Regions from separate parts of the Mus musculus genome. Here all the other regions are linked to region 1. Evidence: chromatin loops called from intact Hi-C (ENCODE). Cell type or tissue: heart. All regions are shown on one strand. Links, peaks and the distances in the headings refer to the core of each region. The heading gives the core; the rest is flanking DNA. Region 1 holds the start of Tmsb15b2 (thymosin beta 15b2). Region 2 overlaps Slc25a53 (solute carrier family 25, member 53). Region 3 has its middle 21 kb from the start of Esx1.

Region 1 (10,633 bases), core at 1,250-9,249:
GGGCAGGTGGCTCCAGATACATATGTAGTATGGATGGCCTTGCCTGACATCATTGGGAGGGAGGCCCTTGGTCCTGTGGAGGTTTGATGCCCAGTGTAGGGGGATGCTGGAGTGGTGAGGCAGAAGAGGATGGGGGAGAGCACTCTCATAGAGCTAAAGTGGAGCTGGGAGAAGGCAGATTTGGGATGGGGGGTTATGGACGAGTAACTGGGAAGCAGGATACCATTTAAGATGTAAATAAATAGAATGATTAATAAAAAAGGAAAAAGAAATTAGAAAAAAAGGAATGTGCCCTTGAAAGACACATTAGCATCTGGGCCACTCCTCTTCACTTTTTTATTCTCATCTTTGTGCTCTAAGGTTTAAGTTAGTGACCACCCTAGAATGAGCGGCTTTCACCATATATTCCTACCATGATATATTGCCTTGGTACAGCCTGTAAGACAGCAGAACTGAGACATATTGGAAACCTCTACAAACCCAACCAAAACAAACAACAACGTTGTTGCAAGCTATACTATGCAGTCAGATGTTAATTACGTAGGCTCCTGACATGGGAGCAATGCCACCATGTTGTGTCCTTCACTACTACTAGCATTGGTGGAGGCTGATCCATTCTTCTCCTGACATGGGAGCAATGCCACCATGTTGTGTCCTTCACTACTACTAGCATTGGTGGAGGCTGATCCGTTCTTCTTGCCACATTTTCTAAAGAGGGTCTCATTTCCCAAGAGCTCCTGAAGATGACCTGGAAAACATCAAATAGAAGACAAGGCACTTCTGCTACTATTGTTGCCACTGCCATCCCAGACAAAAAAAGTTTTGTTTCACATGTCACAAAGGCACTGAGGCTTCAGCCTTTCCCAAAGGACTTGAAATATCACAGCCTCATTTTCGAAGAGTATTCTTTTCTTTTCTTGAAATATGTCTTTAATTGAAGAAGTGCATCCCTCTTTCCTCCTTCCCTCTCTTTAACCCCTCCCCAGCTACGGTGCCTTGAACTTCTATACATCCATTGGGCTTATATACATGATTGAACTGTAGGCAAGCCTTTAAAACATTTTTTAAGTGCATAATGACTGATGGGGGAGGGCCCAGTTCATTGTGGGTGGTACCATCCCTGCACTGGTGGTACTCGGTTCTATAAGAAAGCAGGCTGAGAATACCAGTAAACAGCAATTCTTCATGACCTCTGCATCAGCTCCTGCCTCCAGATTCCTGCTCTGTTTGAGTTCCTGTCCTGACTTCCTCTGATGATGAACAGTGATATGGAAGTATAAGCTGAATAAACTCTTTCATCCCCAAGTTGCTTTGGTCATGGTATTTCATCACAGCAATAATAACCCTAAGTAAGACAAGTTGGTTCCAGGGAGTGGAACCAAGGAGAATATTGCTGTGACAGACAAGACCATGTCTTGGGGGAGAATTGTGGAAGGACATTGGGATTTGGAGTTAGAAAAGCTACTGAGTGTTGAGATCTCAGTGAGCTGTTCTGTGGGATCTTGGGAGATAGAGATGTTGAACTGCGGACAATCAAAGTGTGGCTTGTGAATTCTCCGAGGGAAGCAAAGACTTTACTCACCTTTTTCTATGAGGAATCTGTGGTGCTGGTCATCTGGAGCTGAAGAATCAGCTGTGATTAACAAGATAACAGAACTACTAAAGCAAAACCTTGTGTTTTTGGGACAATTGATGCTGGTTAGCTGGAACTAAGAAATTAGTAGTGATTAAGAAGAGACCATAATCACTGAGGTGAAATAGTTTGGGAAGTGATTCCTGATCATCAGCATACAGAAGCTGGGCTCCAAAAGCAGCCAAGTTTGAACCTCAAGCTGGCAGCTGGACTTGGTAATATGTAAGAGTCACCCAGGTGGCACTCATTTTGAAGGCATGAAGGCTCATGAGAGCAGGTAAGGCTCAGCACTGTGAGAAGCCAAGGGATGTCATTGTTGCTCAGTGGCAGCTGGTGGCCCAGGATTGAAGTGGTCATGGTAAAGAAGTTGAGGCTCAGCCTCATAAAAGGAGCCTTTGAGAACCTTTTGGTCAAAGTATAGCTGGGTTGCAACAGAAGGCCCTCTCCTTCCCTCCCTCCCTCCCTCCCTCCCCCCTCCCTCCCTCCCCCCTCCCTCCCTCCCTCCCTCCTTCCCCACCTCCCTCCATCTCCTTCTCTCATTCCCTCCTGACAGGGTTTCACTGAGTTGCTTAGGCATCTTTTGGACTTAAGATCAAATGACCTCTTGTGGAGCCTCCCAAGTAGCTCAGACCACTGCTCTGTGCTGCCACATGTAACTCTTGTTTCTTTCTTGATTGTAAGTTTTCCTTTGTGTCTTGGCCCCCAAGTTGCATCTAATATGACTAGTCCATGTCTTAAGATTTGTTAAGTGTGTGCGTGTGGGGAGTGGGTTTCTCATGTTTTCCCACTTGGCCTTGAACCTGATATTGTGAGACCCCCATTTAGAGTTTTTCTCCCTGGAAGAAGAAGCTCTTTGTTCTCTATAGCCAGCAAAAAGCATTTTATTTCTATACTTTACAACTAGAGATGCGATCATTGTAAAAGACCCAGCCAGGCACTTGCCTTGCTTCCTGTGCTGAGGACATGGAGATAAAAATTCAGAAAGAACTCACTCCCCAATCCGTCTGACTTTTAAATTTCACCAAGGACACCCAGAAGAAAAAAACTCTGCCCAGCTCCTCCCAACTCTTCCCAACCCTCTTCCCAACTCTTCACAATCCCTCAGCTCGCTGTTAAAAGCCCCCTAATTGTCACTGCTTGGTGCAAACTACCCTGCCCTGCAAGGCAGAAAGAGTTCATCCTCAGCTAGCTGATAATATAACCTCTTGCAGTTTGCATCAGGTGTGGTTTTCTCTCGAGTCATTGGGGTGCTGGCCAGCTCATCCCGGGACTTGAGCAGAGGCCCAGCTTCGAGGGTCTTACAATATGTAGTTGAGGATGGTCTTGAACGCCTCCTTGATTTGTCTTTATTTCCCAATGATGGGTTACATATATGCACCATTATGGGCAGTTTATACGGTGATAGGGCTTAAACACAGGACTTCATGAACACTAGGGAAGCATTCTGTCAACTGAGCTATATGCCCTGATGGTGCTGTTTTGATGCTTCCATATGTAGAACATGACTTGTGATTCTGGTGTGCAGTGAGTAATAGCCAGGGACCCTGATAAACATCCTTCTGTGTCTAAAACAGACAGTAAGAATAAAGAATGATCTTGTGCCAAATGTCAGTAGAGCACACCATGAAAAACCCTGCCGTATTCTGTAGCTATACATATAAAAGGTAAAACTTGAAAATTGCCAGGTGCTGAGCATCATGGCATGAGGGAACGTCCAGAAACCACTGTTCTTCCCTTCCTTCAGTCACAGAGGAGTAGGGTGTTGTGCTGAGAAAACTATAGTTTGGGAAGGAAGCTACAGAGGTAGATGGGAGGAAGGTCTCACCCCCAAATTTACAGCTAACTTTGAAACAAAGCTTCACGCCACAACTTTTTACTACCTTAAAACAAACAAACAAACCAAAACAATAACAACAACAACAACAACAAAAAAAAAACAAATGTTTTGATGGGGAGAGGGTTGAATCAGTAAAGGGCTTGTTCTGCAAGCATGAGGATCCAAGCGGGAATTGACAACATCCACATAAAATGTCAGGCATGGTGGCACATGCATGTAATCCTAAAGCTGGGACAGCAACAGCAAGAGGACCTCTGGAACTCTCTGGTCAGGTATTCATGCCACAATCGTTAGCTCCAGGTTCAATGAGATCCCTGATTTAAAAAACAAAAAAAAATTTTTTTGAAGAGCTGTAGAAGAAGAGCAGTATCAATTTCTAACTTCTACTAGTATACCTGTCCATGCACATGTATGCACATGCCCACACACATCTACACCTGCACAATACACATATACACAAATACTAACAAACACATAGCACACACATACCAAAAAAATTTTGGGTTGGAGGCTGTGAATCTGATTGTAGACTTGGTTGGCACACACACAAGGCCTAGCATCAAGCCATAGCAAGGCAGAACATAGTTTGGGAAAGGGAGAAACAACTTACTTGTTCAGTAGGAAATAAGATCCACAGCACCAGCTAAGCAGAAGACTAAGGTTCAGTTCATAGCCTCACATCAACGTGACTCAACTGCCTGTAACTCCAGGGGATCAAGTGTCTTTCTTTTAGCCTCTGTGGGTGGGTATATTAATACATGCATACAGGGACATTTTCAAAATGCTAAGTTTTGTATTTAAGAATTGAAGATAACAGATTTCCTTGTTTCTATGTTTTTTTTAAGATTTATTTTACTTATTTTATGTATATGAGTACACTGTAGCTGTACAGATGCTAGTGAGCCATTCATGTGGTTGCTGGGAATTGAACTCAGGACCTCTGCTCATTCCTGCCCTGCTTGCTTTGGTCGGCCCTGCTCACTCTGGCCCCACTCAGTCCGGCCTACATATTTATTATATCTAAGTTCACTGTAGCTGTCTTCAGACACACCAGAAGAGGGCATCAGATCTCATTACAGATGGTTCTGAGCCACCATGTGGTTGCTGGGATTTGAACTCGGGACCTCTGGAAGAGCAGTCAGTGCTCTTAATCACTGAGCCACATCTCTCCAGCCCATATCTATGATTTTTTTTTATTTTTGGTGTGGGGTGGTTTTTGGAGACAGGGTTTCTCTGTATAGCCCTGGCTGTCCTGGAACTCACTTTGTTAGGAGAACAATGGCTTCCCTTTGGTTCAGGCCTGAAAGGGTCAGAGCATGTTTTAAGACTAATTTGTGGTAGCTGTTTAAATTTAAGCTAATTGCTTTACACACAACTTTTAAATGTTTATGTTGAAATGTTAAGTTATGGAATTATGATGATTTACAACCAAAGCATGGCACAATGTAAATCAGTTCACATAAAACCTAAAGAATATTGGAAAATTACATAGACCTACCATTTTTTCCTCTTAAATATTCTGAGTAAAATTAACACTACAATAATTGTTTTGTTAATTTAAAAGTCATTATTAATATTTCATTTTGTGATCATTAGTCATTTTTGGCATATTTGAAATGTTCCTTTCAGGACTTGAGATCAATGAAATCAAGAGCTAATGAACAACTATATTGGTTTAAAGACATAATAAATCTAGAGTTGAATACCATCATATAAAAATAGGTACAAGTATACACAATATGATTCAGCCATAAAGAACTACGTGTCTACATACAGGATTCTGTAGGATATTTTTCTAAGAATGCAATTACAGGTTTGTTGGGTGTACACACTTTCAGTGTAACTGAATGCTGCCTAACATTTTATGCAGCACACACAGAGTTCTTCCCTTCCAATCTGTGTTCAACAGTTCCTGTTGCTCCACCTGCAGGCCAGCAGACGGCACTACCTGACATTAGTTTTCCAACCCAGTGCCAGTAAAATGAAGTCTCATGATTTGATTTTCCTGCTTGTTAATAATGCTGAGCATATTTACATATGTCAGTTGGACATTAGGATCTCTTCTTTTGTTAGTCATTTATTCAAGACATTTGTCAGGTTTCTAGTTGAGTTTTGTCAGTTTTTAAAATTAATTATGGGAGTTATTTGTTCTCACTTCAATCCTTTGTGTGTTCTCTTTACAGTGTCTGTGTGTTTCCTGAGGAGCAATTCTTCTTTGAATAGATAGCCTTAGTTTTTCCTTTCACATTAACTTCTCAAAATATATTTGGAATTGACTTCACGTGAAATGTGAGGATGGGGGCTGGAGGTGAGAGTGCTTTCTTAGCATGTGCAAGGCCCCAGGTTCAACCCTAGCATGTAAACACTATGAGGCGAGATGTTCACTTTCAAATTTTCTAGATAAATATTCGGGTATTCTTATATCATTTGTCGACTAGCCTTTTTCTCCATATTCATTTATAACAAAATACTATCAAATATGGAGCATTTGTATATCCTGAGTCAACTGTCTCACTGTTCTCTATGTCTGGGCTATGTTGCCATTGCTTAATGTTGCATCTTCAAAATAATTCCTGGCTCAGGTGGGGAAAGGATGGAGGGAGAGTGTACTGAGATCGGACGATGGGCTTCTCTGGGATGAGCTAGAGACCTAGGGCGATGGAAACTCCTGGGAATCTATGAGGATGACCTTAGCTAAAACTCCTTGCAATGGGGGATATAGAGCCTGAGCTGCCATCTCCTGGAACCAGGTGAGACTTCCAATGGCGAGACTGGGACACCAACCCAGCCACATAACTTTATACCTATAATTTGTCCTGCCTACAAGATGTGCAGGGGGAAAAGATGGAGCCAGTATATGCCCGGGAGTTGGGCTATCTGCTGGAACATGTGTAACCTCTCAGGGACCTCACCTTTGAAGAAAACTGCCTCTCCCTTTCCAAACAACCGTCAACTGTCAGTACTTCTCAGCTGCCCACGCTGAGATATGGTCTTATTTTAATTTTGATCAGGTTATGTACCTGTAATCACATCTGTTCAAAAAACACTGTAGTAGTCCAGTGCCTCTAGCTCTTAAAAATCGTTCTGCCCCTCTTCTGGGAAAACCCCTAAGCCTTGCGAGGAGGTAACTGCAGTTTCCATCTTCTGTTTCTTGTGCATCAACCAAAGTTCTAAGTGAAAACTAGTGTCTGTAGATTGCCTTGTGCTAATTCTAAAGTAGTTCTTCTCCTGGTCAATGGCACAAAAAGTCTAAACTGTCACATGATTACATAGGCAATGTTCAGGAATGCATGGCCCTGAACCACTGACTCTCACGTCTGCATTACGAGCGGAGCAGAGATTAGACAGAGGTTACTGAGCATCTGTTCAAAACAGCAGCAGCAGCAACAACAACAACAACAACAACAAAAGCAACAACAAGAATGCAGGGTACAACTCATTCAGTTTGGCCCCCGAAGTCCAGATATTAAAATTTAACTGGGTAAGGTATAGCTGTTTAATGTGAGGCTTCTAAATCGGCGGAGGAATGAATGCATTTGTAAGGAAGGAATTGTGGACCCCAGGGCTAAATCTGTGGAAGAGAAGGGGAACTGACCCTTGCCAATCATTATCTCTTAGGCATCATCAAGCCATGCTATAGGTGGGCTGCAGGTAAACAGAACAGAGACAGCCACCCAGAACACTAGACCTGAGGAGGGGGCGTGTCAAGCCGGGATTTGTCCAATCAGAGACGCCTGTGTAGGGATTACATTTAGACCTTCTGTTCAATCATAGAGGGGATGGGCGGGATATAGGGGCGGTACCCGCGGCAGAGTTAATCAGTTGGTCACTGCACCCCTGAGCACAGTCCTGATCCAGAGGTAACTGTGGACATAACTGCTGGCCTGAAGAGAGTCTTGGAACGGGCAGGTGAGAATCTCCCCTGGCATTTGCAAGGCCAAGCACAGTGGCGACTGCTAGTGCTTGCTCTATTGTCTTTGTGTTTTAAGGCGGACCAAGCTGTCTGCTCACCCTCTGTCCAGCGCTGTGGTTACAAAGTTGTGAATCCCAGTTTTTCTGGCTTTCAGCATAAAAGAGGGCCTTCGGGTATCCTTGATTGAATGACATTGTGTTTGGCCATGTGGCAGCTTTGAAGATAACGATTCTCCACTATACTTTGGTCAACAGATTGTGTCCTGCCCCACTGGGGTGATACAGAAGATTTCTGCCTTCTGACCTTTGGGGTCTTTTCCTATTGTTCCTTTCCTGATCCACTTGTGAAATTCAGAAGATACCAGGGATGGCTCCATGTGTACCTTGCTTTCCTACCTAGTAACAGTGAAAACTGTGAAGTAGAACTTAACTCTATTTGGCTTACTTCATTCTGCTGAAGTTCTGAGTCTCAACCTGTTTATCTTTCCCCCTTACATGTTTACTAAGGCTACAAGAAGATATAGTGTGAAACTTGTATTTGCCTTTCATTCATACTCTAATGGTTAATATACCAGCTTTCATCATCCTTTAGAAGTCAGTACAGTGTTGTATGACAGTTTTTCTGTATGATGCTCACCACCATTCCCAAATACCCTAAAAGTAACTGCCTAGAAGGTGAAAATGCTCAGATAGTCCCTCACGTCTTCCCTAGTCAAATCTAGCCCTTATTTGCTCTTCTATTCTTATCTGCTAATTTTTGTCACTTCTATTTTGCCTTTGCTGGGAATTTTAAAGTGAGCCACACCCCCACGTCCCCACTGCTGGTTTCTAGAGTATCTTGCTTTCTCCAGCATCTTTGTCTGCTCTCATTTACTTCCACCAGAAATGAGCTAATGCATTGCAATCAGAGGACTCTAAGACAAACACGACTTTCTAAGATCCGTTGTTTTGGAAAACAGCATGCAAAACATTCACTGATAGTAAATGAATGTTTTTACTGTGACTCTTAATCTGATCATGGTTCTAGTGGGCAACTTTGTTTTGTCTTTCTTTTAGACAAGATGAGCGATAAACCAGACTTGTCAGAAGTTGAAACATTTGACAAAGCAAAGTTGAAGAAAACTAATACTGAAGTAAAAAATACTCTTCCGTCGAAGGAAAGTAAGTCATGGGGTTTCTAGTAGGGAAAGTTGGTGTAGTCAGTCAAGAAACCTATGCTATGTTCTTTTACGTTTTTCACGAGTAAATAATATCTTACCAGACTTAATAGTTTCAAATATCCAGTAGCCGATTCTGTTACTGGGGATATGTAAGTGCTTTCTGCATAACAAACATCAGTAATATAAAGAAACAAAAGCTATTTTCTGTTGAAAATTATGAAACTCACGTTAAAATTAATCTTGAAATAATTGACCAAAAATCAAAACAAACAAACAAAAAAAAAACCAACCAAACAACAACAACCAAAATCCAGGGATATACACTTGTAATTGTGGTGTTTGCTGCCTTGACAAGGTTGAGTGTGATCTTGTCCCCCTAGTGGACTGTGCCAGTGCTTCTGACCTTTTGTAAATGGAGTGACTTCAGATCTCGAATATGCTTGCTGCCCCCAGACGCAGAGGTTTGCTGCTATTCCCCGGATTTTCAGCTTCCTGGAGAATATCACTCACAAATGCTGTGCCATGCTTTGCCCTCTGTTACACCAAAATTATCAGACAGTTCCAAAAAGCAGACAAAACGGTCTGAAAATATACCTTTCCTTATTGGAGTGTGGTAGATGTATTGTTATGGAGTACTTAATTTGCCATTTAGTGTCAAATAGTGGCATCAGCATACACCTACCTTAAGTGGAATATAAAACATATAGTTGATTCAGATTCTAATGGATATTATAAGGGTTGCTATGTACTCTCACATAGCACTTTGTGAGGATTTGTGGGTGCTACCTTACATAGTATTTTGAAATTAAAGCATGTATGAGGCCATTTGAAGATTTAGCACAGAATTCTTTTTAATGGTGCAGGTTTCAAACACCAGGCCTTAGTTCACAGTAGCTAAGCCTTGTACAAACTCTAGGAAGACACTAGACATTAGAAAAATCCTCTGCTAATGATATATAAGTATATATATGTTTATGTATATGTATATGTGTATATGTATATATGTATATGTGTATGTGTATATGTATATGTATATGTATATGTATATGTATATGTATATGTATATGTATATTCGTTTTTCCAGACAGGGTTTCTCTTTGTATCCCTGGCTGTCCTGGAGTAACTCTGTAGACCAAGGCTGGCGTCGAACTCAGAAATCCTCCTGCCTCTGATCTGAGTGCTGAGATTAAAGGTGTGTCCTACCAATGCCCGGCTCTCTAATGATATTTTCATGTTTCTTTTTTTATCCCTAGCTATCCAGCAAGAGAAAGAACACAATGAAAGAACATAAAATGAGACTCTCCTTTCAAGAGCAACAACAACATTGCCTAACAGTCATGGCTCTAGGCTTGTTTCTGTAACCCTATGCAATATATAGACATGTTAGGCAGCTCCTGGTAGATCCATTTACTACCCTGGCTGCAAAGGTCAGCATTTGCTATGAATCATTAAATTTTTTTGGTACTGCTCACTGGTGTGTAACTTCCTTGTCCACACTCTTTTGTTGGCCTTGGTGCATATAGGTTTTTCATTTGCTTTGCAAGGCAAGACAATTTTAACCTACAGTAGGTGCTCAGTTGCTTTATCATCTTTGTGACCTTGCATAGTTTCACAGCTCCTTGGGCCTATTTTCATTTCGACTGTGACATTAAATTATAGTCCCAAACTTCCCATGGTACACTCTTTGTAGCCTAAGGGATAAAATTACACAAGGGTACTTGTTTCCAATAAACATGGTTGGAAGAAAACCTCTTGAGCAGATTGCACATGTGTGAAATGTGAGGAAGTGCTACTGAGTGATGCCTTCCTTTTGGAATGAAAGAATGTCAGCATAGGGCCTAAATTGATGTCTATGGGATGGAAAAGATTACCGTGCATCCTTAAAATTGTTTCTCAACTTAGTGGAAACACCCAAACCTGGAGTTGGATGTGGAGGGAGCAGAAGACACTTGATAAAAGATCCTGTAAGTAAAGACAACAGAGTCTTCTACTGAGTGTGCACTGAGAATGTAACCTCTGCAGATGACAAATTAGTTCATCTCTTTTCTGGTCCTTGCACTGAATAGAGTTTACTGTCTTAAGAACCAAGCA
Region 2 (10,633 bases), core at 1,306-9,305, 59 kb before region 1:
TGGAATGATTCAGTCAAGCAAATTAATATAACTATTATCTGACGTATTTAGTTTATCAGATATGAACATTAGAAATAGACTCACAGAATTTTCAAAGCTCAATACTCTCTTATTACCATAGTGATTATACTGATATGAGAGCTCAAAAATCTTTCCTCTGGGGCTGGAGAGATGGCTCAGCAGTTAAAACACTGAATGGTCCTGAAGAGGACCCAGGTTCAATTTCGCAGCTGCCATAAGGGAACTCACAAGTGTCTGGATTCCTGTTGCAGGGGGTCCGCTGCTCTCCTTTGACCTTTGCAGGTACCAGGTACACATGCACTGCGGGCAGCCAGAGCACCCACACACAGAAGAATTAGGTGAAACTGATTTTTAAAAATCATTTCTCCCATCCAATTGAAAGTTTTCTTATTTTGACCACCACCTCTCCACCACCCCACGCCCACCTTCTACTTCCTAGTCACCCTAGCTTCTGTCTCTGACTGTAATGGAATTAGATTTCACAAAGGCAAGAACATGTAGTATTTGCATTTCTCTAAAAGCCTGGCTTGGTTCACTTCATATAGGAAGTATCTGTAAATGTTGTACCTTGTGTCAGGTCCTTTTTCCTTTGAGACACAGTCCCACTATGTGGTCCTGAAATGACGTGAAATTGACTGTAGAGACCAGGTTTGCCTATAACTCACCAGTAGCCTGCTGCTGCTGCTTCGCAAGGGCTAGGATTGAAGGCCTGCACAACCACACCCTCTGTCTCAGCTCTAGAAGTGGAAACTTTGAGTTCAAAACAAGGAGAAAGTTTTACACCACTGGTTCAGACTTTTTAATTAATTAAATTTTTTAAATTAAAAAAAATTAAATCAATTAATTATATTTAATTTAAAAAACACAAACAAGTGGGAGAGTGTACTTAACAATTACCTAAATGTTGTTGGGGGTTAAATGAAAGATAAATGTGTAAGCACTGTTCCATTGTCTACAGCCCCTAGATTACTTCTAATCATTTATTATTTACTCCAACAATATATATTCTGTGAGATAATCCTGTCATTTTTATGAATTACAATTTCTAGTTCAGCTCATTGCTTCTTTCCTCATTAGCACATGAGAGGTATATATCGCTACTATGCCCACGCTTCAGAAGATGAAGCAATGGAATAAATAGCAGGCTTCAGAGTTTTGCTCACAATGTCCTGGTTCTGATCCAAAAATAAGTAGAGAGTCCAACCTAGAAATTCTGGCCCTGTGCTTCAGGCATGCAGGGAGAGTTAGGTATGAGACACAAAAGTGGGAAACAGTAGAACGTTACAGATTCAGAAATGGCACGTTGAAAGTCAGGATTGGCCCAGCAGCTTAAAAGAATCACAATAAACTGTTCTTATAAGAAAATTCATTCTCACATCAGAATGATTGGTACGCTTCCAATCAGCTTAGACTAGAAATTGGGGGAAAGGTTCAACAGATGAGAAAGGGACAGGCCCAGCTCTTGTTTTAGCAGAAAAAATTCCAAGTACAAGAACAAGTTGGCCAATGCTCTGGCCCTATAGCAAATTCCAGGTCATTTCAATGCCCTGCAACTCCCAGGGTTGACCCCTGGCTAGAGTTTGGAGATGGCTGGAGAACTGGGAGGTGGCTCCCTCAAGCTGTGTCTGAAGCAAACTTCTAGCTACACCTCTGGAAGGGATCAGAGGCCTTTTTCTTTCTCTCAAGGCCACATTGAGAAGGGACCACTGAATGGAGGAAGTAAGAGATGGGCCTAACTCTTGGCTTCTGCAGAGGACACATCACTGTTCTGGGGGCTTGGATCCAAAGCATCACTCAGTTGTTCTTGATAAGAGAAGGGAGGCACACGGTTGAAAGGAGCCTTGAGATTCTGGAGAAGGTTGTTGCTGCCCAGAGTCCATCCGTACTCTGGGGATCCCATTCGGATGAATTTTACGCAGTGTTCTAGGCCACTGGTTGCACATTTCCACTACTGGTGGGAAGATTCTTCTGAGCGCCAAGCCTGTGCTGAGTGTTGTATTCGGGGCTCTGGGGAGCAGAGGAAGTAAAGCTTCATTTTCTCTCCCTCTACAGCCTGCTAGTTGCCATCTAATTTGGAGCTCAGGAACTGACAAACTTTAGAGGGCGATCTGTCTTCTGTTAGTGGCGCATGCCTTTGATCCCAGCACTTGGGAGGCAGAGGCAGGCGGATTTCTGAGTTAGAGACCAGCACGGTCTACAGAGTGAGTTCCAGGACAGCCAGGGCTACACAGGGAAACCCTGTCTCGAAAAAAAAAAAACACAAAAAACAAAAAAAGAAAGAAAAAAAAAAGAAAAACCTACTGTGGACAGGACACCAAACTACCCCAGGAATGGGTCTGAGTGGACTCATTGATATAGTGCTTTAAGATACTTGGAGGAGGGTTTGGGGAGTTAGCTTGTTATAGAAACAATATGCCTTCACAGTGAGAAATATCACCCTGCACACTTAAGAGATTGTTAAAGGAAAATCTCTTTACTGGAAAAGTCTGGCCAGCTGTTGCTAGTGCCCAAAGAAGAACAGGCCCCTGATAGAAGATTTTACTAACTTATATACACCTTAGGCTTATTCATTTTATAGTCTCTGTAGTCCTCAAATTCCTTTCATGTCCAGGACCCAGCTTACGCTTTGAGCAATTTAAGAGGCAGGAGCCTGCAAGTCTGGCCACCTGGGCAGATGGGTGATTCACACAGCAAGGATTTTGCCAGAGTTTTAAAGTATGCTAGTGTTCTTTTCAGCTTGCCCACCTGGCTGAATCACACTTTTCCTGATAAGACCGCAGGGAGTGCAATTACAGCCCAGGACTTAAGGGCAGCTGTGACCCTGTAGCTATGCAGGGACAGATCCTAAAAATAGATCCCTGTTGAAGATACCTTCTTGGGGATGCACCTAATGGCCGCTCAATCTTGGTAAACGGAGATGCACATCCTAGCACAGCAATTTTGCTTATCTCAAACAGGCCTGCATAGAACACTACTCATCTCTGAGGTATTTTGGAGGAATCCATCGCTGAGCTAAGTTCTGCTCTCTGGTTTAATGTCTCCTGAGCAAAGAGGTTAGTGAGGCCTTTATAACATCCAGGCTATCAGTTTGAATTTCTTCTGCATCAGTCTCTGGAATAAGAATCATTGGTGGGGCTGGAGAGATGGCTCAGTGGTTAAGAGCACTGACTGTTCTTCCAAAGGCTATGAGTTCAAATCCCAGCAACACATGGTGGCTCACAACCATCTGTAATGGGATCTGACGCCCCCTTCTGGTGTGTCTGAAGACAGCAACAATGTACTCACAGATATAAAATAAATAAATCTTTTTTTTTTTTTAAAGAATTGTCGGTGTGCAAATATGAGGACCCTAGTTCAAAACCCTAGCACCCAACAGGAGGATCCTTGGAGACCTGCTGCCAGCCAGCCTAGCCCCAGGTTTAGTGAGACTCCCTCATCTCAAGGGAATAATGTCCAAAGTGAAGAGCAGGACATTCAAAGCCCTCCTCTGGCCTCCATGACAGCTCCCCACCCAACCCCTACATGAATGGAGTTTATCTTCAGAATCTCTTTAAAAACTTTGTGTTGGGGTAGAGGCTAGGGGAGGGTTTTGAATGTCCTGCTCTTCACTTTAGACATTAATCCCTTGAGATGAGGGAGTCTCACTAAACCTGGGGCTAGGCTGGCTGGCAGCAGGTCTCCAAGGATCCTCCTGTTGGGTGCTAGGGTTTTGAACTAGGGTCCTCATATTTGCTTTTTTTTTTTTTTTTTTTTTTTTTGGGTTTTCGAGACAGGGTTTCTCTGTATAGCCCTGGCTGTCCTGGAGCTCACTTGGTAGACCAGGCTGGGCTCGAACTCAGAAATCCGCCTGCCTCTGCCTCCCGAGTGCTGGGATTAAAGGCATGCGCCACCACGCCTGGCTGGGTCCTCATATTTGCACACCGACAATTCTTTAAAAAAAAAATTTATTTATTTTATATCTGTGAGTACATTGTTGCTGTCTTCAGACACACCAGAAGGGGGCGTCAGATCCCATTACAGATGGTTGTGAGCCACCATGTGTTGCTGGGATTTGAACTCATAGCCTTTGGAAGAACAGTCAGTGCTCTTAACCACTGAGCCATCTCTCCAGCCCCACCAATGATTCTTATTCCAGAGACTGATGCAGAAGAAATTCAAACTGATAGCCTGGATGTTATAAAGGCCTCACTAACCTCTTTGCTCAGGAGACATTAAACCAGAGAGCAGAACTTAGCTCAGCGATGGATTCCTCCAAAATACCTCAGAGATGAGTAGTGTTCTATGCAGGCCTGTTTGAGATAAGCAAAATTGCTGTGCTAGGATGTGCATCTCCGTTTATCAAGATTGAGCGGCCATTAGGTGCATCCCCAAGAAGGTATCTTCAATAGGGATCTATCTTGAGGATCTGTCCCTGCATAGCTACAGGGTCACAGCTGCCGTTAAGCCCAGCTCTGTAATTACGTTCCCCGTAGGCAGGAAGAACTGGGTCCTGGAAGTCAGGAGGGTGGAGGGGCTGAGCCGGAAGAAAGATTAAAAGCCCTGGTTGGTTGAAGAGTTCCACAGAGCTGGCAAGCCTCAAACATTCTAAGGCTTGAATTGGAACACTGGTCGATGTCAAGGTCTAAGTAGTGCCAGTACATGGGTCTGATAAAAACCTGCAACACAAGCTGATGCCAAGAGCTAAGGAATTCCTTGATTCCCAGGTCCAAACAAAAGTGCAGGGTAAAGGTCCCCAATACTGTCTTTAACACTAGTCCAAGCAGGTCCTAGCTAGGCCACCAGAGGGAGCACTTCTCCCTTATAAGGTAGAAGTGGTTCCAAGCCATGGAGAGTTCACTGCAAATCATAATTCTCCCAAGTTTGCTTTATCTCCTCACATAGACAGTCTGTGGAACTAGGTGTGCATTAGGCAGAGGACTAGTGCACAGAGGAGAAACAGCACCAGAGGAAATGGGAGATCACTCACAGTGTCACAGGCTAACACAACAGCAAAAGCCCCGCCCCACCCCACCCCCCACACTAAAACTGTCTTGACTGGGGCTATGCCTTCCTTCAGAAGCCAGAGCAGTCACCTAGAATCGCTGTGTAGTTTCCGCAGTGCATCGGTAGAATGTGCAGGATAGCAGTTCTGGTATATAGGTAGCCTACCAGGCTTAAGCCATCAAGTTTTCTGTAAAGGCACGTGGGGAACACAGAAGAAAAAGGAGTTCAACAACTTCCAGTGAAAGGCTCGGTGGTCTTGCCCCTGATGTCTTTGCTTATCGAAGGGAAATGGATCCCAGGAGGAGTGCTTATAATTGGGACTTACTATAACCTGGTGTGATGACACAAACCTTTCAGCCCCGAACTCCTGGGACGGAGGTGATAGATCCATGAGCTCTTGAACAGACAGGGGAGGCATGGAATCCTCCCTATCAGTATCATTTACGAGCAATTCTTCATGTATCTATTGACCATATGTATGTATGTCTTTCTTCAAGAAATGTCTATTGAAGTCTATATTATTAAGTTGAGTCATTGTTTTATTGCAACTGAGTTCGCTGTTTGAGACAGGGTTTCTCCGTGCAGCCCTGGCTATCCTGGACCGCACTTGGTAGACCAGGTTGGCCTCAGACTCAGAGACCTACCTGCCTCTGCCTCCTGAGTGCTGGGATTAAAGGCGTGCGCCACCACTGCCACCTAGTGCAACCAAGTTCTTTATAGATTTTAGAACTAGCCTTTTATTCCATGTGGCTTGTAGAGACTTCCTTGTGCCCCCGAGGTTGACTCCTTGCGCAGCTCTCTGGGCTGTTCACTCCCATTTGTTTATGCTGCTCCTTGTCTCCTCATTGATTTTTTTTTTTTTTGTTAAATCTCCTCCTCAAATTAATTATACAGACCAGTGTCATTTTTTTCTCCACTACTTTTTTAGGTCTGTTTTTCAGTTGTTGGTGTTGTTTGACTGTACTAAAACGGGACCATTCCTGTTGTCCTTTAATGCACGTTTCAATGGGGGAACAAAGATACTCTTCTTAAATTAAACAAAGAAGATTTCCTTCAACTTTGCCTAAAACCATACACGCTTAAAATGATACATTACCTATTTTCAATGAAACTCCCTAGCTGAGTTATATACTCAAGTGGTAGTCATTTACAATGGGACTCTTGTTCCCACTTATGGCATCAATAACATGAAAGGGGTATTTCTAATTTCTGGTAAATTATGTCAATAATACAATTGTGACAATACTTGACAGAGAAAGATTAATTGTAAGATTAATTATCATCAGAAGTTATAGTCATTTTTTCAAACTCAGGGCCACACAGTCAGGAATGCAATTGCAGCAGATCTTTGTTTCAGGTTTCCTTTCACAGAGTAGCCTTAAACAGTTTCTAGAAGGAAGCAACCCACAGTTCCAGCAACTTGTGAAACCCTCCCACCAACCGAAAAGGAAGTTAAGGTCAGGACACATTGATTAGAGGCTCCCATCTGGCTCCCTGCTAGATCTCTCCCCAGATTGCAGCACAAATTAAATCCAGCCCCCAGGACACAAATAACAACAGGCCATTCCAACTGGCCTAGGTAGGTCTGTTCTGCCTTTGTCCTGGAACCAGGAAGATGCTAAGATTAAAGCCATTCTTTGAGAACTAAAGACCCTTCCAGAAAGGCCAGGTTGGGGGTGGAGAGTCTCTGTAGAAGAGCTCTGGTATTTAACACTAGGAGGAAGACTGACTTTCCTGTTCAGGTAAGTAGGCTCCTGAGGCCTATGGCTAAATCTTCAAGTGTATAGTTCCTGATTTTTTGCTTCATCTTTTTAAAATGTTTTTTTTTAAAGATGACTTGTGTTTAACTTAGGGTCTCATACATGCTAGGTAAGCATTCTACCATTAAGCTGTACCTCCACCCCTTGATTATTCTTTTTTGTAAGTTGTAACATAGCTAAGGGTGAGGCAGAGGCATCGAGAATTTCTCTTCAGCTTTGGCCAAAATTCTGTATACATTAATTTGCCTGTTTTATACAGATGGGTTTTTGTATTAATAATACATGCAAGCATTTAGGCCCAAAGCCAGGCCTTATAGCTGGAGGATCTATAAACTGGGTGGACAGTGTGTTAGAGGTTTTAGATTTCTAAGGTGTGTAATAACCTCATTACAAGACCGTCAGTAGGAGACTCTCTCTCTCTCTCTCTCTCTCTCTCTCTCTCTTGAAAGGTAATCAATCCAATGCCCGTCATGAGTGATGTCTTTTTCTCCTCTGTGCACTAGTCCTCTGCCTAATGCACACCTACTCCCATAGACTGGCTGGGTGAGGAGGGAAAGCAAACTTGGGAGAAGTTTTGACTTTGTAGCCCTTTCACTGGAAATTGGCTGTGAGGTCGGAATGGTGCAGTCTCATGGGAAGAGTCTGGGGGACATAACTTACATTTTCATTAGTCACAGTGTTTATTTACTAGATGTTACAAGGCTGGGTTTGCTTTCTTTTTAATCATTACTTGAGAGGGAAATATAATATTTCCAATAACATGTATGGACATTTTATTCTCTTAATGTGGTAGAATTTAGATTGCAGGCGTGTGTGTGTATGTGTGTGTGTGTGTGTGTGTTGGAGGCAAGACCTTTCAGTGTAGCCAGACTGGCCTGTACTCACTGTATCCCTGATTCTGCCTCTCCAATGCTAGAATTATACCACCATACTTGACTTCAGTTCACTTTTAAATTATTTTATAATTTGCATATGTCAATAGCTTTTATGGGTGCTTCATTATTTCTGTTATCAAGAATAGATTCCTAGTACATTGTTGGATTATTTTGTTAGCGAGCACTCAAAGATATTTGCTATAGAATACTACTACCAATAGACCTCGTGATGATAAGCCACATAGTGTCTCTTGTTTCATTTATTGTAAAAGTTCATGTCTTAAAGTTCATGTTCTAAGCTTACAGAGATTTATAATTGTGCTTTCTTCTTTTCTAGGTAGATGCCCAGTGACGTCAACATGTAGTTTCCACAACGTGTAAGGTTTTTCGAGAGTGGCCAGGGGATGGAAATATTGGACTAAGGAATGGTAAAAGGCTACAAATATCAGTGTTTTAACCATTATTTAATTGCTTTCTTGATCATTACATGATTGTAAGCTTGTGTGTGTGCATGCGTGTGTGTCTGTACTATCATTCAGTGTAGAAATTGGCCTAGCCCATAGCACCTGCTAGGCAAGTCCGTCATTACCAATATATCTCTCCAACTCTATCATTGCTGTTTTGGGAAGGTTATTATTTTGCCATTTGGAAAGCACCTGTGCATAGGCTTTATCCTGTTTGGGGTACAATAGATTTGTATATGAAAAAATAATCTTGTTATGTATGGGTGCTGAGTCAGAACTTCTTAGCAGTAGTCAGGATTTAAACTAATAAAAAATGCTCAATGTGGTTTCTTCTTATGTCTTGAGAATTTAGCTGAGGCTAAATTGGATGAGTACCATTGGCACCAAGTAAGATCATGTGTTTTGCACTTAACAGATAATTTCTTTGTCTGTGGATATGGGAGTACAGCTGAGGCATCCCATAAATCCTATAGATAAACAGTTTCCACCCTCAATTATAAGTATTTTTTTTGATCCCCAGGAAACTAGGTAAGATATGAGGAAGAATGTGATTAACTTAAATGCCTCATTTAAAATTTCACTCAGAGGCTTTGTGCCCTTCTAGAATTTTCTAAGTATGGCCAGAGTTCTCAGAATAAAATGTAGAGACACCGAATGAAATAATGCCAAGTAGCCACCAGGTGGCGAAATTGCATATGGATTTAAGCAGCACAGGCAAACCAGCCTCGGTATCTAGCCTAGAGGCCATGTTTATGTCTGTATCTGGTTTTCTGTCAAGGCTACAAAAGATCAAGTGGTGATTTTATTTCTCTTTATTCCCTTGGTTTTAGAACACTTCCATTCCTGCCCAAGGCTTCTGTGGGAGCCATGTGCCGCTGTACCTGCTGTGGGAGCCATGTGCCGCTGTACCTGCTGTGGGAGCCATGTACTGCTTGCTGTACCTGCTGGGTTACCAGGTAGAAGAAAGAAATGATGCACAGTGTACTTCTAGTTCTTCAGCTGTTAGGATTCTAGTTCCCGCATCCCTGATCATCCCTGGATTTGCTACCATGAGAATGGACTTAAAGGATGAGGAGGAAAGCAAAATTAACATTTTTGAGTCACCAGATACTCTAGTTAGAAGTAGAGTATTATAACTTACCTTAATTACTATAAAAATATGAGACCCTGAAAGATTAATTTGTTGTTTTATCTATCACTTTAATTTAGCAATTTTTTACTAGGCTTTGCCAGTATTACTTCAAGTATAAGTGCTGTAGGTCCTCAGCTCTGTATTATTTTCAGGCAACTTGAAGGTAACATTCATTTTAGAATACTTTCTTCCATAGTGTTAGAAGATGCAGACATTTAAAATGGCAATCCTGATAGGAAATTTAAAATCCGGAATAATAATCCAATATCTGGCCAGTGTTCAGGCTTACTTGGTTGTGTCATTAAAAAAACAGTTTGCAGTTGCTGTATTTAAATCACGGTCCAGACAAGGTTTATATGTTGGATTCACTTGAAGTGTGAACTACGAGGCATTTTCTGTAGAGGAAAGCAGAGTATTAAATCAGTTAGTCCTCCTGTTTAGGAAGTCATAATCTTTGTCCTCAACGAGTTCTGTTTTGTGGTTTGGCTACCTGCTCCAATAGATTAAACCTATGGCTTTCCACAAGTCCTCTGTTACTGACCTTACCTTCAGCCCTGCTTTATTCTTTTTATTTTTAGAAAAGATCTCACTGACTATCATAGGTTGACTTTGAATTTGTTCTGTAACTTCAGCAGGCCTTCAACTTGCTAGCCTCCTGCCTCAGTCCTCCAAGTAGCTGAAATTAGTGGGCTATGCTTCCAGGTCTGATTCGCTGTGGGAAATAAGATATTATGATTTAACAGGCTCAGGTATAAGTTGTCAGATAACCAAATTACAATGGGTCAAACAGGATGAGAATTCATCTCCCATTTCTTTTTTATTTTTAAGATTTATTTATTTATTCTATGTAAGTACACTGTAGCTGTTCTCAGACACACCAGAAGAGGGCATCAGATCTTGTTACGGATGGTTGTGAGCCACCATGTGGCTGCTGGGATTTGAACTTAGAACCTTTGGAAGAGCAGTAAGTGCTCTTAACTGCGGGGCCATCTCTCCAGCCCTTGTTTCTCATTTCTTAAGGGTTTACTGTCCTATCATCTCCACAAATGTGCTATTTGTCCTCAGGGTACTAGAAACACCTACAGCGTGTACATTCACACTGAAACCATCAAAATGTAGCATGGGGAAAGAGAACAACATGGGAGATAACCAGCTGTCTCTGCTGTAAAAAAAAAAAAAAAAGTAATTCAGGACTCTTATATTACCTAGAACATTGCCCGGAGCATGTAATTGCCACCACTTAAAGTCGAAAACACAGGAAACCTGTTAGACTTGTGTGTACATAGGTAGAGGTAGGGGACAACTTGTGGAAGTCAGTTCTCCCCCTTTACCATTACAGTGTGTTCTCCCCTTCCACCATGTGGGTCCTGGAGATTGAAGTCCAGTGGTCAGGCTTGG
Region 3 (10,633 bases), core at 1,069-9,068, 180 kb before region 1:
CAGAAGTGGATGCTCACAGTCATCCTTTGGACAGAGCACAGGGTTCCCAATAAATGAGCTAGAGAAAGTACCCAAAAAGCTGAAGGGGTCTGAAACCCCCCTAGGAGGAACATCAATATGAACTAACCAGTACCCCTAGAGCTCCCTGGTACTAAACCACCAACCAAAGGAAACACATGGTGGGACTCATGGCTGTAGCTGCATATGTAGCAGAGGATGGCCTTGTCACACACATCAATGGGAGGAGAGGCCCTTGGTCCTGTGAAGGCTCCATGCCCCAGTATAGGGGAATGCCAGGGCCAGGGAGTAGGAGTGGGTGGGTTGGGGAGCAGAGAAAGTGATAGGGGGAGTGTTTTTTCAGAGGGGAAACCAGGAAATAGGATAATATTGGAAATGTAAATTTTAAAAAATCCAATAAAGAAAGGAGGAAGGGAGAGAGAGAGAGAGAGAGAGAAAGAAAGAAAGAAAGAAAGAAAGAAAGAAAGAAAGAAAGAAAGAAAGAAAGAAGGAGAGAGAGAAAGAAATGATCATCATCCTTAGTCATCAGGGAAATGCAAATCAAAATGACCTTGATATACAGGTTAGAACGGCTAAGATCAAAAATTCAGGTGACAGCACATGCTGGCGAGGATGTGGAGAAAGAGGAACACTCCTCCATTGTTGGTGGGATTGCAAGCTTGTACAACCACTCTGGAAATCAGTCTGGCGGTTCCTCAGAAAATTGGACATAATACTACCAGCAGATCCAGCAATATCTCTCCTGGGCATATATCCAGAAGATGTCCCAACCGGTAAGAAGGACACATGTTCCACTATGTTCATAGCAGCCTTATTTATAATAGCCAGAAGCTGGAAAGAACCCAGATGCCCCTCAACAGAGGAATGGATACAGAAAATGTGGTACATTTACACAATAGAGTACTACTCAGCTATTAAAAACAATGAATTCATGAAATTCTTAGGCAAATGGATGGTACTAGAAAATATCGTCCTGAGTGAGGTAACCCAGTCACAAAAGAACACACATGGTATGCACTCACTGATTAGTGGAGTTTAGCCAAAAAACTACAGAAAGCCCAAAATGTATCCCACAGACCCAAAGAAGTTAAACAAGTAAAAAGGCCCAAGTGAAGATGCTTAAATCTTACTTAGAAGAAGGAACAAAATAGTCATGGGAGGCAGAGGGAGAGGGGCCTAGGTTGAAGGACAGGGAGGGGAATAGGGAGACAAGATCAGATATTGGGAGAGTCAGGAGAGAGGGTCAGAGGGCCTGGAGAATGAATGAAAATATTCAGCTGCAGTGGGTTGAGTGTAGGAAGAATCTCTAGGAAGTCCCAGAGACCTGGGATGGTAGAGGCTCTCAGGAGTCAATGCAGGTGACCTTAGTGGAAATGCTCAACAATAGGGATTTGGAACCTGAAGAGACCAACTCTAGAAACCAGACAAGACCCCCGGTGGAGAAATGGGGGCACCAACTCACCTACAAATTTTTCAACTCAAAATTGCTCCTGTCTAAAAGAAATGAAAGGACAAAAATGGAGCAGAGACTGAAGGAATGGCCAACCAGTGACCGGCCCAACTTGGGATCCATCCCATGCAGGGGCACCAAACCCTGACACTATTACTAATGCTATGTTGTGCTTGCAGTCAGGAGCCTAGCATGGCTGTCCTCTGAGAGGCTCTACCAGCAGCTGACTGAGGCAGATGCAGATACAGCCAGGCCTTGGATGGGGGTCAGGAACCCCTATGGAAAAGTTAGGGGATTGAAGGAACTGAACGGGATAGGAACCCCACAGGAAGACCAACAGTACTAACTAACTTTCCAGAGACTGAGACACCAACCAAAGAGCATACATGGTTTGATCCATAGCAGAGGGCTATCTTGTCCGGCCTCAGTGGGAGAGGATGCAACTAATCCCCTGGACACTTGATGCCACAGTGTGAAGAAATACCTGGGGGAGCACGCTTTCAGGGATGAAAGGGGGGAGATGGTGGAAGAACTCTATGAGGGGGCACCAAGAAGGATAAACTGCATTTGTTGTGTAAATAAATACAAAAAAAAATTTTTTTAAGTCAGTGCTGCAGTATGCTATTTGGCCACATGAGGGCGTACTAAAACTACTTTTTTCTTTTTTTTTTAATTGGCTATTTTCTTTATTTACATTTCAAATTTTATCCCTTTCCCGGTTTCCACCCTCAGAAACCCCCTATTCCATCCCCCTGCTCCTATGAGGGTGTTTCCCCCACGCACTCCTGCCTCCCTGTCCTCAAATTCCACTACAGTGGGGCATGCAGCCTTCACAGGACTAAGGGCCTCTCCTCCCACTGATATCCAACAAGGCCATCCTCTGCTACATATGCAACTGGAGCCATGGGTCGCTCTACGTGTACTCTATGGTTGGTGGTTTAGTCCCTGGGAGCTCTGGGGTGTTTGGCCGGTTGACACTTTTGCTCCCTCCATGGGACTGCAAACCCCTTCAGTTCCTTCAGTCCTTTCTCTAGCTCTTCCATCGGAACCCTGCACTCAGTCCAATGATTGGCTGTGAGCATCCACATCTGTATTTGTCAGGCACTGGCAGAGCCTCTCAGGAGACAGCCATATCAGGCTCCTGTCAGCAAGCACTTCCTGGCATTCACAATAGTGTCTGGGTTTGGTGACTGTATATGGGATGGGTCCCCAGGTGGGGCAGTCTCTGGATGGTCTTTCCTTCTGTCTCTGCTCCACACTTTGTCTCCGTATTTGCTGCTGTGAGTACTTTATTTTTTAACTCACAAATTTCCAGCACCTTAGGAGGAAAATGTGTGGGATATCTGAAATATCTATTCTCGGGTTTCTCCTAAGCTTCCTTACTGGACAGAAATAGAAGGACTTAACAAAGCTAGAATGTCTTCAAAAATCCAGCTTCTGTGTGGGCTGCATGCATTGCCAGTCCCTTTTGCCCTACCAGGGAACTGCTTCCAAATACACCGTATCTCTTGTTCTTGACCTCCAATGCTTTGGCGCAAAAACTAGGATTCTCACTCATGAGTCAGGCTGATGTGAGTGATAACCACAAAAATAGAATATGACAATGCAATGCAATCTGGAGAAATGGCTCAGTGGTTACGAGTACTTGCTGCCCTTGAAAAGGACCAATACTCAGTTCCCAATACGCAAATGGCAGCTCACAAATGTCTGCCAAGCCAGCCCCAGGACAGCTGATGCACTGTTCTGGCCTCCTGGAGCCCCAGGGACACAGGTGGTGCATGAGAAAAAGTCACAAAATATTTGCATAATAATAAAATACATAAAATTTTTTTTCAAGAACATGGAGGTGTAAGAAAGTGATTGTGGTGAGAATCTCATGCTGGCAGAAATGTCACCCCTCTCCTAGAAACTTTTAGTACTAGTAGGAACGGATGCCTTTCCAAACTGGTGAAGGAGGAGATAAGAGCCTTCCTTCATCACTCTTCTGAAATCACACAAACTGCCTAACGGGAGCTTGCTCTCCCCCAACCCCACCCCAGAAGGTAAGGAAGCAGAATTGGGAATGATTTGCATTTCAGAACTAAACACTAAAGTTTAGAAAGGTGCCAGCTGAAAGGCAGTGAAGCAGACGGAATAAAAAAGATCAGACACCTTAGGGGGTTTGCCAAGTCATCAGAGTTACCACGGCCTAAGAAAAGGTTCAGTGAATTGGGGATGTGTGAATACATCTATCAGCCCAGTACCTGGCAGGCTGGCTGATCCAAATTCAAGGACCACCTGAGCTACACAGCGAACTCAAGGCCTGTCTGGAATGTACAGTGAAACCCTGTCTCAAAATAAAGTAAAACATTAACACAATTGTAAAGCAAGTTGCTTGTTCTTTTGTAACTGCCTTTACTCCATCTCCCCAAAACATTCTCCTCTGTGTTTTTTAAAAAGCAGAAGGAAAGATGGGTTAAGGCTCCTAGACAATTGATACTACAAGAAGATCAAAATGTATGTCTCACTTAGGGTTTTACTGCTGTAAGCAGATACCATGACCAAGGCAACTCTTGTAAAGGACAGCATTTAATTGGGGCTGGCTTACAGTTCAGAGGTTCAGTCCATTATCATCAAGACAGGAACATGGCAGCATCCAGGCAGGCATAGTGCTAGAGAAGGAGCTGAGAGTTCCACATCTTGATCTGAAGGCAGCCAGGAGGAGACTGTCTTCTACAAGCAGCCAGGAGGGGGCGCTCTTCCTCACTGAGAGGAGACTGAGCATCAGGGGCCCTCAAAGCCTGCCTACACAATGACACGCTTCCTCTAATAAAGCCACACTTCTTCCAACAAGGCCACATCCCCTAACAGTACAAGTTCCTATGGGCCAAGCATATTGAAACCACCACAATCTACCAAAACTATTAATCTCTCAGAATAATAGAATGAAAACATCTTGTGCCCACCCTTTATTTTAAGAGAATTGACTACTGGTGTAATTACAAAATAACTACTTTTTTTTTTCTGCCTGCAACTGAGGGTAGAGGTAACATGTTCCAAGTCACACCACCTGTAAGGTAAGGAATGTGTGTCTTTCATCAAGGAGCCTATATCAGCTATCATCTGACTGCATGATATTTGCACATTTCATGTTTAATAAGTTTTGAATAAGTAAACTTATAATTATGAATTGGAAGTTAGTCTGAAGGATTTTTTTATATATAAAGTAAGATGCCACTTCAAACTGACAAATCCAAGGGCTTCCATTTCCCATGCCACGTTTCTCTTTAGAGACATTCTGTCAATCAGTAGATTCCTCCAGTATGTCTCTCTGCCCAGGCCCGTGCTGTGCTACTACCGACATCAGCCATGTCCAGAGCATCCTTGATCACATTTGTCTGCTCCTTTATTTCACCATTTTCTTCTGCAAGAGATCCTGGCTGTATTTAACCTTTTAGCTCAGCATTTGATAACCGAAGATCCCTTGGAACATGTCTTATATTTGGATTTGTTCCTACTTGTACGTTATATTTGCCGGCATGCTTCTCCTTTTAGTTATAGTCTTCCAGCTGATTCTCCGGAGGAAGTTAAAAGCACTCACTCTTAAAACCGAGGAGGATGCTTGAAACCTAGTTGTCCAGCAGAGGGAGCTCTTGATCAGTGCAGGGTGAGTCTGGCAGCTAATGGCCCCAAACTGCAGGCCAGCTCTCAGCCTTACCAAAACACTACCTCCTACTTCTTAAGAAAACCTTGTTTGTTTGGTTTTGTTTGTTCTTTTTTTTCCCAACGCCAGCACAAATAACTGGATATAACTAGTGACAGTACATGGCCAGCTACAGGTATCCTTTCCAACACTATATATGTTCAGTTCATAATCTAAGATGCAGAAACAGTAGGAAGATAGTAGTCTCTGCAGCAAGCATTTAATCAAGGTGCCAAATGCCTCCAAAATAATAATTATTGTTCTAATTATAAAATACTTGATGTGAGCCCTATGGCAAGTGGTTTGCCTTTGCTTAAACTTTCTGAAAACGTCTGTAATACAGAAACCACGTTCCCCCCCCCACACACACACACACACAGGTTCAAAGAGGCTGATAAAACTTTTCTTTTCATATACGAAATCTATCTTAGTTGAATGAGAGCCCCACACGTGTCTAGTGTGCTCTCCTACTTTTTTGTATAAAAATAGCAACAGAGATGAGGATAGTAAATGTGGGGCGGCAGGATGGCTCACTGGGTATAAAGCCTGGCCACCTTCCATCCTCAAGACACCCACATAGTGGAAGGAGAATCCTCTGCCCTCGAATATTCTCCTGTGAACAATGGCAGCATGATCTCATGATATCGCTCCCCCTCTAAATAAATAAGTAAAGTTTTTTTTTAAAGAAGAAGAAGAGGAGGAGGAGGAGGAGGAGAAAGAGGAAGAAGAAGAAGAAGAAGAAGAAGAAGAAGAAGAAGAAGAAGAAGAAGAAGAAGAAGAAGAAGAAGAAGAAGAAGAAATGGGTAAAGCATGGTGATGTACGTCTATAATAAAAACGTACTTGAAGGGTAAAGATATGGCTCCACTGGAAATGGTGTTTCCACCCAACCTGAACAACAAAGTTCAATCCTCAGGGCACACGTGGTAGAAAGGGAGAACCGACTCCTATCCGTTGTCCTCTGACCTCTCTACCTATGCTTCGGGTACAATTGCATACAGAGGGAAGAGCAGGCAGGCTGGCAGACAAGATAAGACATGGATGCAGTTTAAATTTTTTAAAGAATCGTAAATGTGACTCACATAACAAGAGGGAAACTAGGCCTGGTACTGGAAACCCAGGGCTAGTGACGTCATGGGCCTTGGAAAAGTAGTACGACCAAACCATCATAATCCCTATCTACACTCTAAATGTTTGTCCTTATTCCCACAGAGAAGTGGAGTCCTCACCCCTCATCAAGGAAACTTTTCTTTGCAGTAGATGGAAAAGGTTTGGAGGGACGAAAGGGAAAGTGGGCAGTCCTGGCCAGGGACGTGTGCCACACTTCCCACATAAAGAAACGTGACCTGTGATCCCATAGGTCCAGAACATAGGTCTCCATGCTAAAGGAGACCCTGAGGCCCTGAGAGTTTAGCCAATAAGCTCCCATGCCCTGATATTCCTCCCTGCAAAAGTTATTTAATCTCTGGCCTACCCTGAGCAGTTGGCACACATCCATCTTCCAAGATGAACAACCAACAAGCAGTTTGGAGCCAAGGACTGTCTCTTTCATCTACCACTGCCATGGGGAGCACAGAAAAAGCCTTTGCCTACAGAGCTGTGCCCCACCTAAGTCTTCAGTAGAAGGCCTCTCTGCATTTCCAAACAACCACTGCTATCTTCCCCCAATAAGCTAGGTGGAGCAACCAGCCCAGGGCCTCCAGCTAGATGCTGTCCTTAGCCCACAGGCCCCAAATGATCCCAGCCTTGTCATGGGCTGTGGACTCCCCCTTCCTCCCCCCCCCCATCCTTCCATCCTTCATTCCTGACTCCTCTGTGCAGCACTCTAGTGATGACTGGAGGTCTGGGGGTCAGGGAATACCAGTTTGATTTCCCACATCTCAGACTGTGTATTCCCACCCTCTGAGCAGTATCTTGGCACTTCCCTACAGCCCACCACAGGCCCAGCAGCCACATTGGAATATACAGTCAAGCTCCCCAAGTTTCGCCTCCCCAGCAGCCATGCCCAGCAGCAGAGTAGAACAAAGCCCCACACATGAGTTTTAGGACATCCTGAACTTCACAATGAGCTTGGGGCCAACCTGTGAGATCCTGTCTCAAGAAAAATCACAGGAAATATGATCAAATAGGATACAACAACATGGGCTAGTTAAAGGGTGGTTCACACTTTTAGAAAACTTGTCATCTAAAATTGTATTTTCATTATGCTTGTGTATATGATAGTGTGACCGTCTGTGTATATTTGATGTGTGTGTGTGTGTGTGTGTGTGTGTGTGTGTGTGTGTGTGTGTGTGTGTGGTGGGGTGGGGTGAGGGGTATTTTGGGTATGTGGTGTGTGTGTGGTGGTGGTTGTGTATGTGGTGTGTATGTGATGTGTGTAGTATGTGAGTGGTTGCAGTTGTGTGTGTGGTGTCTTTGTGGTATGTCTGTGTGGTGTGGGTGTGGTAGGTATGTGTGTGGTGTGTGGTGTGTGTTGTTGTGTTGTTGTGGTGTGTGTGTGTGTGTGTGTGTGTGTGTGTGTGTGTGGTGGTTTTGTGTGTGTGGTATGTGTGTGTGGTGTGTGTGTGGTGGTATGTGGTGTATGTGGTATATGGTACGTGTGTGTGTGAGTGTGTGTGTGTTGTGTGTTTGTGTGTGTGTGTGTGTGTGTGTGTTGTGTGTGTGTGTGTGTGTGTGTGTGTGTGTGTGTGTGTGTGTGTGTGCGCGCGCGCGGGGGTGTAAAGCCAGAGTAGGTTGTCAAATGTCCTGCTCTATCTACCACTCTCTGCCTCATTTCCCTGAGACACTGGCCTCTCACTAAACCTGAAGCTCACCATTTTATCTAAGCTGGCTGGCCATGAGCTCATGAGATTCACGTGTCTCCACCCTACAGTGCAGGAATTTCTAATCATCCTAGATTTTTGTGTGTTTGCTAGGTATTCAAACTCACGCACTCATACATGCACAACCAGCATTCTTACCCGCTGAACTATCCCCTCAATCCTTGAAGTTACATGCCTAAAACAATATTTGTTTATAGATTAGTGCATCTCTCAGCTCTAATCTGGGAAGCTTTTATTTGCAGTAGACGGTAATTATCACAGAGACCCACAACTGGCCAGGATGCAGAGAATAAAACCACTGTAGAATGCTCAGCATACGGGGGCAAAATATAGCACTGCTCCACCCAAGGCTAAGAGATGGAGCAGAAAGATTGTAGGGGCAAGAAGGAGGAGAATAACTGTAAGAAACATCTTTGGCATATATCAAGGCACCTGTACATATAAATTAACAATGCTTGTGACAGCATTCAGAAAAACCTTTGCAATCCCAGGCCAGACCAAATCCTTGTAAGTAGAGGGGAGTTGGGCATACAATACCATACAATACCACCCCTAACCATTGAACACATGGGGGTTGTTACGTGACGGGAAGGTATGGGTTAGTTTTCTCTGAGACTGTGGCTCCTAATTGTTCAACCATGTCCACTGAAAGACTACAGAAATAAACATTTTGGGCAGCACAAGTTTGTCTGGAGGGTATTTTTTAAAGGATAGACAGTTGATTGATAGGGAAGGAGATTGGATCTAGAAGTAGTATGGATGAATACGGTTAAGACACAAGTTGTGCAAAACTCTCAAAGAACCACTAATACTAATTTATGTTATATTATATTTTAGGCAGTCTTTGTGGCATAAAACTAACTCCAGCACTAGGAAGAATGAAGCAAGATCATGCATCATGAGCTATCAAGTAAACTAAATTAGCTTTTTTAAAAACTGTCTTCCCGAGACAAAGTTTGGAGCTGAGACGAAAGGATGGACCATCTAGAGACTGCCATATCCAGGGACCCATCCCATAATCAGCCTCCAAACGATGACACCATTGCATACACTAGCAAGATTTTGCTGAAAGGACCCTGATATAGCTGTCTCTTGTGAGACTATGCCGGGGACTGGCAAACACAGAAGTGGATGCTCACAGTCAGCTATTGGATGGATCACAGGGCCCCCAATGGAGGAGCTAGAGAAAGTATCCAAGGAGCTAAAGGGATCTGCAACCCTATAGGTGGAACAACAATATGTACTAACCAGTACCCCAGAGCTCTTGACTCTAGCTGCATATGTATCAAAAGATGGCCTAGTCGGCCATCACTGGAAACAGAGGCCCATTGGACACGCAAACTGTATATGCCCCAATACAGGGGAACGCCAGGGCCAAAAAGTAGGAGTGGGTGGGTAGGGTATGGTGGGGGAAGGAGTGGGGGAAGGGTATGGTGGACTTTTGGAATAGCATTGGAAATGTAAATGAGGAAAATACCTAATAAAAAATATTTTTTAAGGGGCTGGTGAGATGGCTCAGTGGGTAAGAGCACCCGACTGCTCTTCCGAAGGTCAGGAGTTCAAATCCCAGCAACCACATGGTGGCTCACAACCATCTGTAACGAGATCTGACGCCCTCTTCTGGAGTGTCTGAGGACAGCTACAGTGTACTTACATATAACAAATAAATAAATAAATAAATCTTAAAAAAAAATATATTTTTTTAAAAAAACTGTCTTCCCAATAAACCAGAGGAAATCAGAACTTTTCCACCCATCCCGCTCACTAAATGGGCCTGAGCAGCCTGTTCCTGTAGCCTGAAAAAGGAGGGGGTTGGACCAATTAGCATAGTTTCTTTTAGATTAATTGCAGCCCTGCCTCCAGATACCAAACATCAAGGCATATTTTGGGCCTTACTCTTCCACTAATTACAGCCCTTCAAAAATCGGATTTTTATCTATTGCAATTTTGTTTTGTTCCAGGTGACCTGGAACTCCTCCTGTCTCTGCCTCCCAAGTGCTGGCATTTAAAGCATGCACTGCCACACCCAGCTACAGTCCTGTTTCTTAGCACCTGTCAGAGCGGTCACTCTGTGAAGCAACCAGGACAGATGTTTCTCCCCAGCCAAGGTGAAAATACTTGCAGGGTCAAGTAGAAGCCATTGGGGCTTGTGATAGCGAGAAGTCTGATACTAATAGTCTTGGCTAAATATGCTTGCATAATTGTCTCAATGTATCCCTGGAATATCCAAGAGGGCTGTTGAGAGCCTAAAGGAAGCCCAGCTGGCTGATTTGACTGTCAGTCCTTTTTGCTCAGACAGCCAGGGCAGCAAGGGAAAGTCTCACAGCTCTTAATTAGGGATCCAAATTGCTCCATTCCCACAATATCTTTGTTTGTTTATGGGGAAATTGATGCCAAGGGTGCTTACAAATATCAATGCAAAGAACTCTCATGAATATTAATAAGGAGAATCTTTACAGTTGCTAAAGGGCAAGGACAGTGAGATGTCCCAGTGAGTAAAGAGAAAGGCATTAGAATGCAAACCTGACAACCTGAGTTCCACCCCTAGGACTCACATGGTGGAAGGAAAGAAACAGTACCTGTAACTCAGCTTTCTGAGGAAGAGAAGTGTCTGTCATATTTTGCCTGCCTGGCAGTAGCTGTTATGGTTCTATGGGCTGTAT

Evidence for each region. A loop is a pair of places that touch in the nucleus more often than their neighbours do. Peaks named below come from ENCODE experiments on the same cell type or tissue, not always from the same donor. Only the 100,000 strongest peaks of a DNase experiment are listed, where the experiment ranks them.
Region 2: a loop joins it to region 1, with 3 times the contacts of the local background. A loop is called at or near these places in 8 of 42 quality-filtered maps.
Region 3: a loop joins it to region 1, with 2.2 times the contacts of the local background. A loop is called at or near these places in 2 of 42 quality-filtered maps.

Annotation. Positions count from the first base shown.
Region 1 is chrX:136,954,645-136,965,277 of GRCm38, reverse strand. It overlaps Tmsb15l (thymosin beta 15b like), which reads left to right. Exons shown (of 4, transcript NM_207267.4): 3 at 8,439-8,543; 4 at 9,796-10,290. The coding sequence ends at 9,833. It overlaps Tmsb15b2 (thymosin beta 15b2), which reads left to right and starts at 7,299. Exons shown (of 3, transcript NM_001080967.4): 1 at 7,299-7,379; 2 at 8,439-8,543; 3 at 9,796-10,290. The coding sequence starts at 8,444. The coding sequence ends at 9,833. In heart, for the core only: a CTCF peak has its summit at 5,390; no DNase peak of the experiment used is centred there; H3K4me3 peaks cover 688 bases.
Region 2 is chrX:137,013,683-137,024,315 of GRCm38, reverse strand. Slc25a53 (solute carrier family 25, member 53) reads left to right here. Exons shown (of 7, transcript NM_001082412.2): 5 at 7,977-8,067; 6 at 8,934-9,059. The coding sequence starts at 8,971. Among named protein-coding and RNA genes, the nearest start is that of Slc25a53, 19 kb to the left of the region's middle. In heart, for the core only: CTCF peaks have their summits at 4,795 (motif pointing right) and 8,781 (motif pointing right); no DNase peak of the experiment used is centred there.
Region 3 is chrX:137,136,333-137,146,965 of GRCm38, reverse strand. No RefSeq gene overlaps it. Among named protein-coding and RNA genes, the nearest start is that of Esx1, 21 kb to the right of the region's middle. In heart, for the core only: CTCF peaks have their summits at 2,092 (motif pointing right), 4,203 (motif pointing right) and 5,090 (motif pointing right); no DNase peak of the experiment used is centred there.